Regions from separate parts of the Homo sapiens genome. Here region 1 is linked to region 2. A link is a loop called in an ENCODE intact Hi-C map of the cell type or tissue named here. Cell type or tissue: heart right ventricle. All regions are shown on one strand. Each heading gives the region's core, and the rest is flanking DNA. Links, peaks and the distances in the headings are about the cores only. Region 1 overlaps DPH6-DT (DPH6 divergent transcript). Region 2 overlaps DPH6-DT (DPH6 divergent transcript).

Region 1 (5,392 bases), core at 312-5,311, 81 kb before region 2:
GGAGCATTGTCTCTATTGTTACTTGGTCTAGAACACTCACTTGTCCCCATCCTATTATCTTCCATGCAAGTCCCATTCTAAGGCTGTGTGAAGCCTTTCTCGCTATTGAACTGCATAACAGTCCCAGACTTTCTGCCCTGGGATGGGAGTGGGGAAAGAGGATGTATTGGATGAATGTAAATAGGTCTTTTTCAATAATTGTCAAGGGACAAGGAATGTCAGAGAAGGATTTATTTGCCCACACATGGAGCACGTTGTCCCTGACTGTCCAAAATAATCCTCTTAGTCCCAGAGAATCCTATCCCTCAGGAATGCCACAGGAATATCCCCAATTAGCAGAATGTAATTACTTGAGTGGGAATCATGTACTAAATGATGAACCTCTCCTCCCAAATGGCATGAGCCTTTGAATAATTTAGGAGGCGAGAACAATTAAATACAAGAGGACCATCCTGACAGTAAGGAGATGTTTGTGCTGCACTCATGAACATACATGCTATAAGGAAGGCTAGAACTAGAGAAGTGTAACTAGCTTTAAAGTGGAATAGAGTTAATATTTGCAATCTATATAAAGCTCATTTAAATACACAGAATGACCTGAAAATCTTAGATAGACAAATGAACAAAGGATATGAAAAGGCAACTTATCCAGGAGAAAATAAAACCAGTAGACAAGGAAAATATTCACTCTTATAAGGAATCCAAGATGTTCAGATTTAAACAACAACAAGGGCCCATTTCATGTCTTTTAAAGTAAACAAAACTTTAAACAATGATAGTGTGATACAATGATACTGATGAGATTGTGGGGAAGCCATTATCTATTGCTGGCTGCATTGTAAAACTTTTGGAAATAAATTTGATAATTATATTATAGCAAAACCCTTGAGAAATGTTTTCAACCAGTAATCCTAAGAAATAACTCAATAAAATAATAAAAACCACATGAACTGAGAATAATTGTTGTATTATCTATAGCTGCAAAGTTTAGAAACAAATATTTAAAAATAGGATAATAGTTACAAATTATGAATTATAAAACAATGAAATGTAATTTGTCTTTTACAATGGATGGTCATAATATGCTAGCTAGAATATGATACAGAAAATATGACAAAATTTAAATTACGGTATGGATATAACTATGTAAAATATATAACTATACATATGTGCAAACCCTAAAAAGAAATTTATGAAAATGATATCAATGTGTTAGTGTGGTATGATTTTCAGGGAGTTATTTCATTCTAAAATGTATTTTAATATGATAAAATGTTTAAAGATCTGTAATGAGTTCACTGAGGAGCCTTAACTTGTTGAGGGATAAACATGGAATAGATTTATTTTTCTGATAACTTTGTGCAATGCTGACCTCTCTGATTTTTGCTGAGGTGCTACCTTCAATTCCATGACTTTCCAATCACTTGTCAGAACAGTCTCTCTGGTTTTTTAAACTCAGTGTTGTGTGTTTTGCAGATTTCATTTTACATTCAATTCAAAACCTTCCCCTTTCCCTCTATATTCAGTTATATTTATGGCTCATTTTCCTTCCCTCTTTCCTGCACTTCTCTGGTGGACATAGCTTCCTTTCTTACCTGTTTCCCTTCAAGAGGCTGTTCTCTATTTATGCTTACTGGCCATCATTCTTCTCTGCTTTCTTGGAGGGCCTGGTAATGCCCTCTCCATAATCTCCTGGAATGAGAGCTTCAGGTTGGTGTTAATCTTTTTCCCTCTCACAGCCACATACTGTATAGTTTCTTACTGGTGGGGTCCCCTTGGTTTGTACAACAGGCTTAGAGAGTTGATACTGGCAAGAGAGGTCAAGCCCAGCCATTTAACTCATGGTCTACATAGAAAATCATGGATCATGGTCCATATTTAACAGTGAATTACAGGCTGTCTCACTGCCTTTTCTCATACACCACATTCCTCTTGCCCTTTCTTCACACTCAGCATCAGCTGAGTAGCCTGGAAAGTAGCCTGGAAACTTTTAAATAAATTATCAGCAGTTGACAACTTAGCGGCAGGCAGGACTATTCCAGCAATCATTGAGAATAATTCTACTGGGCCCTTCCTCTACTTTGGCAAGAAGAAGTATGCCATCAGCCCTACTCCATGGGAAAGCAATTGCCTTCATTTTCAACTTTCCCATATCAAGTCTTTCTTTTGTATTGATTAAGGTGGTTGTGTTGGTGGTCTTTATGGTTACATTAGAAGAGTGTCTCTCTGTAAGTCCTAGAAGGAATATACTGGCTCTAATTACTGGTGTCTCTTTGAACTTAGAACATCAAGTATTTAGATGCCAGTTCTAGTTCTCACCTTACCATGTAAAAACAGAATTATCATTAAAAGATAGTTTAAGTGTGTTTAGTTTATAGGACCAGGGGAATAAACAAGGTGCACTCTTACTACAAAATATACTAAACATCATCAATATTTGTTGTCTGGTTGATTAAGTGTTTTTTGAAAAATACCCCAAAACAATAACTGAAAATTGTAGAAAGCATCTTAACCTAGTCACACATATGATTTATTTTCAGAGTTACCGTCATTAAGTCCATCTGCTGAAAATCCTCCCTCTCTCCAAAACAACTGCCTTGCATATATCCTCTTCTACTTGGGCTAAAATTGTCACTATTATGGGTTGGGGAGGGAGGTTGGAAGAGAAGAGGAAGAGAACAAGAATAATGGAGTAGTTGGGAAGACAGGGCATCCAAAAAAAAACTTTACTTACTTCACATTTTACCAGGGCCCAGCAATATTGCTCACATGATAATCAGTAGGAATTTTGTTTCCTTTTCAAATTGATTAATGAGTACTTATTAACTCACAGGCAATTAAAGGGCCAGTGGGCACAAATTCTCCGTATTTTCAGTAAATGCCGTTATTGCCTAACACTAAATAATATAGAGACTACTATTTTTAATCTTTACCACTAATTAGAAGACAATGGCACAACTTCAAATCAATCAATTCTTCACAGCTAAAAATGGAAGTACTTGTTAGAGTAAAAGCCGATGAAGGAGAGAGAGAGTGCCAGAAAGAGAGAGAGAGATTTTCTTTTGTTGTTCCTGTTTATGAACTTCTAAAAGTTAGAAATATTTCACCTAAATCTTTTTATTTTAACTCAAAATGTTATTCTATTGGGGTTATTTATCTAGATTCCAACAAACACTGTCAATTTTTTCTTATGGATTTTGTTTGAGACGTACATCACAGGTAGATATGTTTTTAAGTCGATCAATTTGACATATTAGCTTAAAATACAGCCTGTCCCTTAAGACTCAATGTCTTTGAAAATAGGAAGCTTGAGGTTGAAATCACTTAAGGCTGAGTTAGAAAAATGGCCTATATTAAAGTCAGTAAGCTTGTTTTTCTTTTGATCATGTGTAAACAGAAAATCATGTCTCACAGGTGAAATTGTGTATTATCAACCTGCCTTTCCATTGTTCTTACATTCTGAAATGAAAGCCACTAATGATGATTCTTTATTTAGAGCTATGTGTTCGTTTTACTAGACTGTCTTTAAAATAATATATAATTGGATTCAGTAGATTCAGTAAAACATGAAAAAATACATGCTAGACAAATCTATAGTAGCTGCAGAAATCTATAGCAAATACAAAAATCTAGAGTAAATTGACACTGGAAGGACAAGAGCTAAAGGGTCTGTTGACTGTAAATTTTGATATGTGCACAATGCCTACCTCCAGAAATAATAGCCAAACAGCATAATGAAACATAAGCTTCAAATGGGCCAAGTGAACAAGCATTTGACTTTTCTTGAAAATGATATAGGCTCAGTTATCTGTTTAATCACCATTAATTTTGCATTTAACTGCCAACTGCCTTGTTTTCTATTTAAGTTTAAACATACATAAAGCTTTTCTTTTCCATTATATTTCTTTTCAATTTCTACAGTGATCATTTTGCATCACAAAAGGAATTTAAAGAGTAATGCAAGGTACGCCTCCTAAGCCACAAGGTCAGTCTCTTCTGGTGGTGTTCTGTTTATTTGTGTCTTACCTTGAATTCCATGTCGTCTTGGACACTTTTCTCCTTCTGTAAACTTATGATGTCTCATTACAACTTTGCTGAACTTGTGGCACTTAGACATGACTTCTTTCCTAGCTTTAGTTCAATTGTTCACCCCATGACTTGGAGTAACAAGTAACAAATTAGTAGCTTATTTAATAGGGATAAAGACTGATAGTCTCACTCATGCTCTTTTTACTGGGAGTCAGTAGGCAGGAAGCTAAAATTAGCTCAGTTTTGTCAAATTGATTTGAGTTCATCCATGGTAAAATGAAATCTAATATTTTCCTTCCTCCTACATGGTTAGAAATTTTGGTTCTCAGCAGGTGTTGAATTTAAATAGTAAGAACAAATGGAAGCCACAGCTATGGCTCTGAGAACAATTATATAGGTCCTTGAAAATCCATTTCCAATCTATATTAAAAAAGAAATGTTATTTTGCAGCAATGAGGAATTAAAGTCTGCTGAAATTATTTTTTTTTCTGCTTCAAGAAATCAGTCCAGAAATCCCAAACTTTTGTAAGTCATGGTCTTCTTTGAAACCACATTTCCCTTATGTTTCACATTGTCATTGCATGAATTCTGTTACTTTGATGTCCTCAATAATTTATTACTTTTTGCATTTTTCTTATGACACAGACCACAGAGCTATAAGAAACTGACCATTGCATTTCACGTGACTTGGGCTTAAAATATGATAAAGGAAAAGAGTAAAAGTTGTCATGGTATCTTATATTAAAAAAGGTATTCTATGTAACAAAGCTTATTAAATTCAATGAGCTTCTCTGTAAAATAATGACCTTTTTATCAAATTTTATATAATGAATATTTTTCTGCAATGAAATTCTACTTGTTTCTCTCTTATAATCACTATCACTAAGCAACAGACTTATTTGCTGCTTGCAATAATGAGATACAGATGAATTCATTATAATTGTTTCATCCCACCATCCAACAACAGTTACAAATAAACTCTCCTAAAGTTTTTGCTCTTTAATTACCAAAAAAAGTTCAGCCAGAAAAAAGACTCAAATACCTAAAGTTTGATTTCACTGACCCCGAACAATTACAGTAACTAAAACTAAAAATGGCAGATACTACGCAACATCTTCCACTTTTCCTGGCAGAAAACCTTCTTTTCCTCACAAGCTAATTCAAAGTATGAATCCTATAAGATTCTTTTCATCTTTACCACTTGCTGATGGCAAACTGAATTTTAAGTAAGACTCCCTTATGAAGCAATTGTGATGCCTCATGCAGTTTGTTATACTTTTGAACTATAGCAACCTGGTAACATAGGTGAAAGCCCATAATGATTGTGAGCATGTGTGTGTGTGTGTGCGATTTTATGATGCAT
Region 2 (5,392 bases), core at 118-5,117:
ACACCTGGTAGACAGGTAAATCAGTGTGTAAAGATGTGGAAGGAATCTTAAACATCTGCTTTACCAAGCAAATCCAAAACCTGGACTGGAAGAACTTAAGGATGAAACTCTGAGGTAGTTCATGGGCTGTGCAGATAAGTATATTTGATTTCTTAATAAAATACAACATTTATAGAACTAAGCATTGGTTGCAGTTTATTGGCACTGCATATTATTTAGCATTTATAAATGAGAACCTGTCAGCTCCAAATTGCCCACATGCATAAAAGGAAGCCAAAGCATTGACAATTTCAGACAACTGATATTTAGAATATCATACTTAATTTCAACAAGTACTTATTGCATGCTTACTTTGTTGAAGGCACTATGCTGCTCTATCAGGTTCTTTCTTCAGGCAGTAGGATAAGACAATGTCAATCAGCTAGCATTACATGTACAAGGTATATGTAATAAGTGCCTAAAAGAGGTGCAGAGGAGGGAGGGAGTATATCCAGGAGGGCAGATTATGAAAGACGTTGTGGAGGAGATAGCAGTGGCATTTTGACAGAAAGTTATGGGTCCAAGGAGAATGTTTCTGGATGAGAAAATAAGAGTAAAACCAAGACTGGTAAGATAGGAAGCGAGAGGCATGTTTGGGACATCAAAATAGGTCATTTTTGCTTGGTTGCTACAAGAGCAGTTGTAGGGAGATAGGAATTTAGTCTGAAAAGGAAGTTGGGTAATATTGTAAAGTGCTTTCAATTTTAGGGCAAGAGATCTACTTCATGCTGTATAACAAGGCTCCTCAACCTTGGCACTGTGGATATTTCAAATCAGATAATTCCTTGTTGTGAGGGGCTGTCTGGTGCATCATCCCTGGCTTAGTGGCATTTCTGCCTTCCTTATCCCCTCCTCTTCTGACAATGAAAAATGTCTCCTGATTACCATATTCCCTGGGGGGCAAAATAACCCCCAGTTGAAATCTACCGGTGTAAATAATGGGAATCAGGGAAGTTTGGGAGCTATAATCAGATATGCCTCTCCTTACTTTCCACATCTAATCCATCACCAAGTAATCAAAACTGTTTCTAAATATCTCTTGTATTCTTTTCTTGCATCACTGTTGCCACTGACTTAGGAAACACCTTCCATCATTTCCACAGAGATTCCTGCAATCGCCTATGAGCAGCTCCCTGTTCTAGACCTTTTCACCTACAAACTATTTTTTCATACCCTTTTTCAAAATACAAATCTGATCATGTCATCACTTTACATAAAATGCTTCAGACTCTCCATTGCTTTCATGGTAGAATTCAAATCTTTAACATGGTCCTTCCTATCTGCACAACCTCATAATTCCTTCCATAGGATCACGTGTCTCAGCCATATACTGGACTACTGAACTTTCTTTAAAGTGTCACACTTTTTTATATTGCCACGTGTTTTCACATGGTGTTCCTTCTGTCTAGAACTCTACTGTCCCTGCTTGATGGGTAATGCTTATTCAACTTAAAACTCATTTCAGTAGGAATCTCATCTAAGCACAAGAAAACCCCTCCTGCCCTACATACACCCTACATACTTCTGGAGCCACTCCACTTTGTGTTATTGTGTCCTAGTGCCAATCAACTTCTATTACTATCTGTACAATTTTGTCTCTTCCACTGGAATGTACTTATCTTGAAGGCAAAAACTAGTTGTGCCTTTTTTGTATATCCACAGTATATGTTGTATATCCACAGGATCTGTATATCCGCAGTAGTCATTGTCACCTTAAAGCTGTGGTCTGTATATTTCCCAAAAGGAAAGTGATGCAGTTTTGACTGATGGTCCTTAGCAACCAATATACTCTCCAAGGTGTTGGTCTTTTGTAGAGGACTTATACATAAGGGCTTGCGGGCCTCTGGAATAATCTCTGCTTTTTCCTACTTCCTCGAACAACAAGAATCAACCAAACCCCAGCAGCTGCTAAAATACATAGCTCATTGGTATTTCTGTTTTGTGGAGGGACTATATTCCAACTTACAAATAAAAATATCCTCTGCTAGCTATATGATTATTTCGGTCTTCATTTAGATGACAGTCATTAACCTGAAGCCCTTGGAACTCTAAGTGTGCCGGGTAAGGTTTGTGATCCCACACAATTGTTTTCTAAGAAAGAATATATAATACTTTTAAAATGTATAATAGATTTTTTAAAGAAGTCAGCTTTCTAGAAAGGTTAGGAGTAATTTTCTTAAAGTCCCTTTACAGAGAACACTAAATCTCAAGTAAAATTTGAAACCTTTGCCTTGTATAGAATCCATTTGTTAAATATCCAAAGATTATTTGACCACAAACACAAAACAAAGATCCAAGTGTGGTAAAAAATAAAAATTCAAAATTAAAGTACTAGCTTAAAAATAAGCACAAAAGGCCCTAGGTTCTTTTCTCTCTTAATAAAAGAAAAGGAACAATAAGACAAGTTGGACTCTGAATTTTCTGGAAACAATTTCAGCATCTGTAAAAGGTCTAAACAGTTTTCGAATGCTGGCTACTCCCAGGTCTGACATGTGCCACCTTAATCAACACTTTGGCGCGGGCGTAATGGAAAACATGTTTTCTCTGCCATAACTCTAGCGCAAGTTTATGACATCAGCCAAATGGGACAGACAGTCTGAATCCTGCGATAGGCCTTCTGACAGCTAAATAGAGGACACCCTGCTCATGAAAGATAGCCTTTATAGATACAACAGCTTCCAAGTGGAAAACTCTCTCTTGGAATAGAGAAATTTGGCACAACTTTTCCCAGAAACTATGCCAAAGATCTTTAATACTAGAGGCAGTTCTCATAATCATAAACTCTATTGGTTAGTCTACTGACACAAGTGCTTAGTGCTTTTTCATCTAATCAGACTTGAGTGTGGAAACAGCCCAAGGTTTCCTCGGGTGTTTATATTATTTCAATGGCACTTCCTTTGATTTACCTAAGGGATGTTTTGTTTTAATTAGAGTTTATGACCAAAGATCAGCCGAAAAAGTATTGACGTGGATGTACATTGTTTATGGGTTTTGAATACAATTATATCAACCATAAAAATAGACCAAACAATTTTGCTTGTCTGCCAAAAATAAATTCTTGATCACAGGATTTCAGGTCTTCATTTTGTTTTCATTTACGTTAATAAAAAGTACTTGCTGATCATTAACTGGAGAAAACTGTAAAGTCAGTAAATCTGGAAACTAACATTTATTAAGTTTCAATGGGAAATGTAATGAGGAGATCTGATGTTGGTTAAATTATGGACTCTTTCCAATTAGTTGGCTGTCCCTCCAAAGCAAATGTACTAAAAATAAAATGACTTCCTTTTTGATGTCAATTATAAAGTGTGTATTTTTTTTTGTCTCTTTTTGTCTTTTAGGTTTTGATAAGATTTGGCAAGATAGTACCTATGAACCTATCTGACACCTGCCTCAGAAATCATGCCAAATGTCATAAGGTCGCCATCTATTTCCTTCACACTCTCTTAGCTTTTATGTACCAAGTTCTAAAATTAGAAGCAAGAGAAATGATGTACTGAAGAATGCATCTTTATTGAGGACTTTTATTAAAACCAAACAAGTTCTCATAGGCAAAATATTAGATTAAAATGGCTTCCAAAGCATACCCACCAACTTCTTGACAGGTCATAATAGCATCTGAGTACAGAACCTTGATTCTTAGAACAAGATTTACAACTACTGATGCTTTCCTCTGTGTTTGCAAAGATATTGAGAAACACAACAGCTAGGGCCCCTGCTTCAAGATCACCAAATATTTGTGGTCTCAGGTCTGCAGCTGCTCTGTGCCCTCCTCACATTCAGCAACTAGAGCAGTATGAGCCTTGGATTGTGGTCCTCAAAGACCCTTCTTGGTCACATATGTGTTTCTAAGAAGACATCAGCATGGTGACAAGATTGATGTTTTATTTTACCTTGCTTAAGGCATTTGTACCACAAAAATGAGTTTTTAAGTGGGACTTTGGAAACAAAGGTGTTATTTCAGAATATACAAATCACATAATGAAGATTTAATTTAATAAACCCCCCAAATTTTCATTTTAACCAAGAGTAGGGCATTAAAATAGTAGGAGATCTAGATTCCATTTTTGGTTTCACTTTCTATTATTGCATGTTCTGAGCCAAGTCATTTGACAGCTATGAAACAGGGATACTAATACTTCTTTTTTAAAAACTTTGTGTGTATATATATATATAAAATTTATGGATACATAGTAGGTATATATAATATTTATGGGGTACATGAGGTATTTTGATACAGGCATGCAATGCATAATAACCACATTAGGGTAAATGGGATATCCATCACCTCAAGCATTTATCCTTTGTCTTACAAACAACCCAGTTATAATCTTTTAATTATTTTAAAATGTGCAATTAAATTATGTTGACTATAGTCACCCTGTTATGCTATCAAATACTAAGGTCTTATTTATTCTTTCTAACTAATATTTTATACCCACTAACCATCCCCTAGGGATATTAATACTTCTCTGTAGGAGAAATTGAGGGCTTCTTTTCCAGAGGAATGCTGCTATCAATTGTTTGGGTTCATGCTGTTGTCACAGTGCCAAGGGCTGTGACAGGTTAAAGGCTGGCTCACATACGAATGTGGCCCTTTTAAATTGCTCCCCCACCCCCACTCCATGAGCTTAGATAAGTCCTTTTAGGGGTAATAGGCCATCTCTCTTGCTAACATATGACTGGTGAAGTGAGAGTGACTTGGAAGAGGTCATCAGTGGCCAGGCTGAAATCTAGGGCAGCTACTCCCTTGCTTTTTCAATTTCTCCTACTTCCCACTGGCATATGCATTCTGCTTTGGCTTTTTCTTTCATTAGAATGGCTAGATCTGATATTCAGTTTTGGATTGTGGTGGTAGGAGGCAATATAAGCCCTGAGAACTGCTTTCACTTTCCTCTACTTGAGTCTACTTTGTTAGGGTGAAGGAAATCTTCCACACGGCTCATACCAGAATTTTAGAGTCTTATGTCAGTGTTGGGGTCAAAGCCCCAATTACTGCAGTAAGAAATAGTTTTTCGCTCCCTTGAACTTTTTTTTTTGTTTTTTAATTCAGGGAACTTGTAGAGGATTGACTGGTCTAGGACCAGATTCAGGTATTTAGAATCTTATTCTTGGTCATTTATCTCTCAATAGATACATATCTACTGGCATTCCATTTTGACATGATTTACATTTATCTCACAGGTGGTTTACAAGATCAGTTGGAATAATATATGTCAAAATATATGCTTCAGGCACTATAAATTATTGTACAAATGTTTGTTATGTATTATTATTTCTTGCAGGTGTATTGTACAGGTGTATTTCTACTTTTTATTATTTATTATGGCATGTTGTACTAGGGAGTTGACAA

The links. A loop is a pair of places that touch in the nucleus more often than their neighbours do. Peaks named below come from ENCODE experiments on the same cell type or tissue, not always from the same donor. Only the 100,000 strongest peaks of a DNase experiment are listed, where the experiment ranks them.
Region 1: it touches region 2 in a loop (5-fold over the local background); 3 of 110 quality-filtered maps call a loop at or near these places.

What each region holds. Positions count from the first base shown.
Region 1 is chr15:35,582,353-35,587,744 of GRCh38, forward strand. The region is part of intron 1 of DPH6-DT (DPH6 divergent transcript); the gene reads left to right. Among named protein-coding and RNA genes, the nearest start is that of DPH6-DT, 39 kb to the left of the region's middle. In heart right ventricle, for the core only: no CTCF peak of the experiment used is centred there; no DNase peak of the experiment used is centred there; H3K27ac peaks cover 3,353 bases.
Region 2 is chr15:35,663,464-35,668,855 of GRCh38, forward strand. The region is part of intron 1 of DPH6-DT (DPH6 divergent transcript); the gene reads left to right. Among named protein-coding and RNA genes, the nearest start is that of DPH6-DT, 120 kb to the left of the region's middle. In heart right ventricle, for the core only: no CTCF peak of the experiment used is centred there; DNase peaks (open chromatin) are centred at 2,568 and 4,695; H3K4me3 peaks cover 1,224 bases; H3K27ac peaks cover 3,647 bases.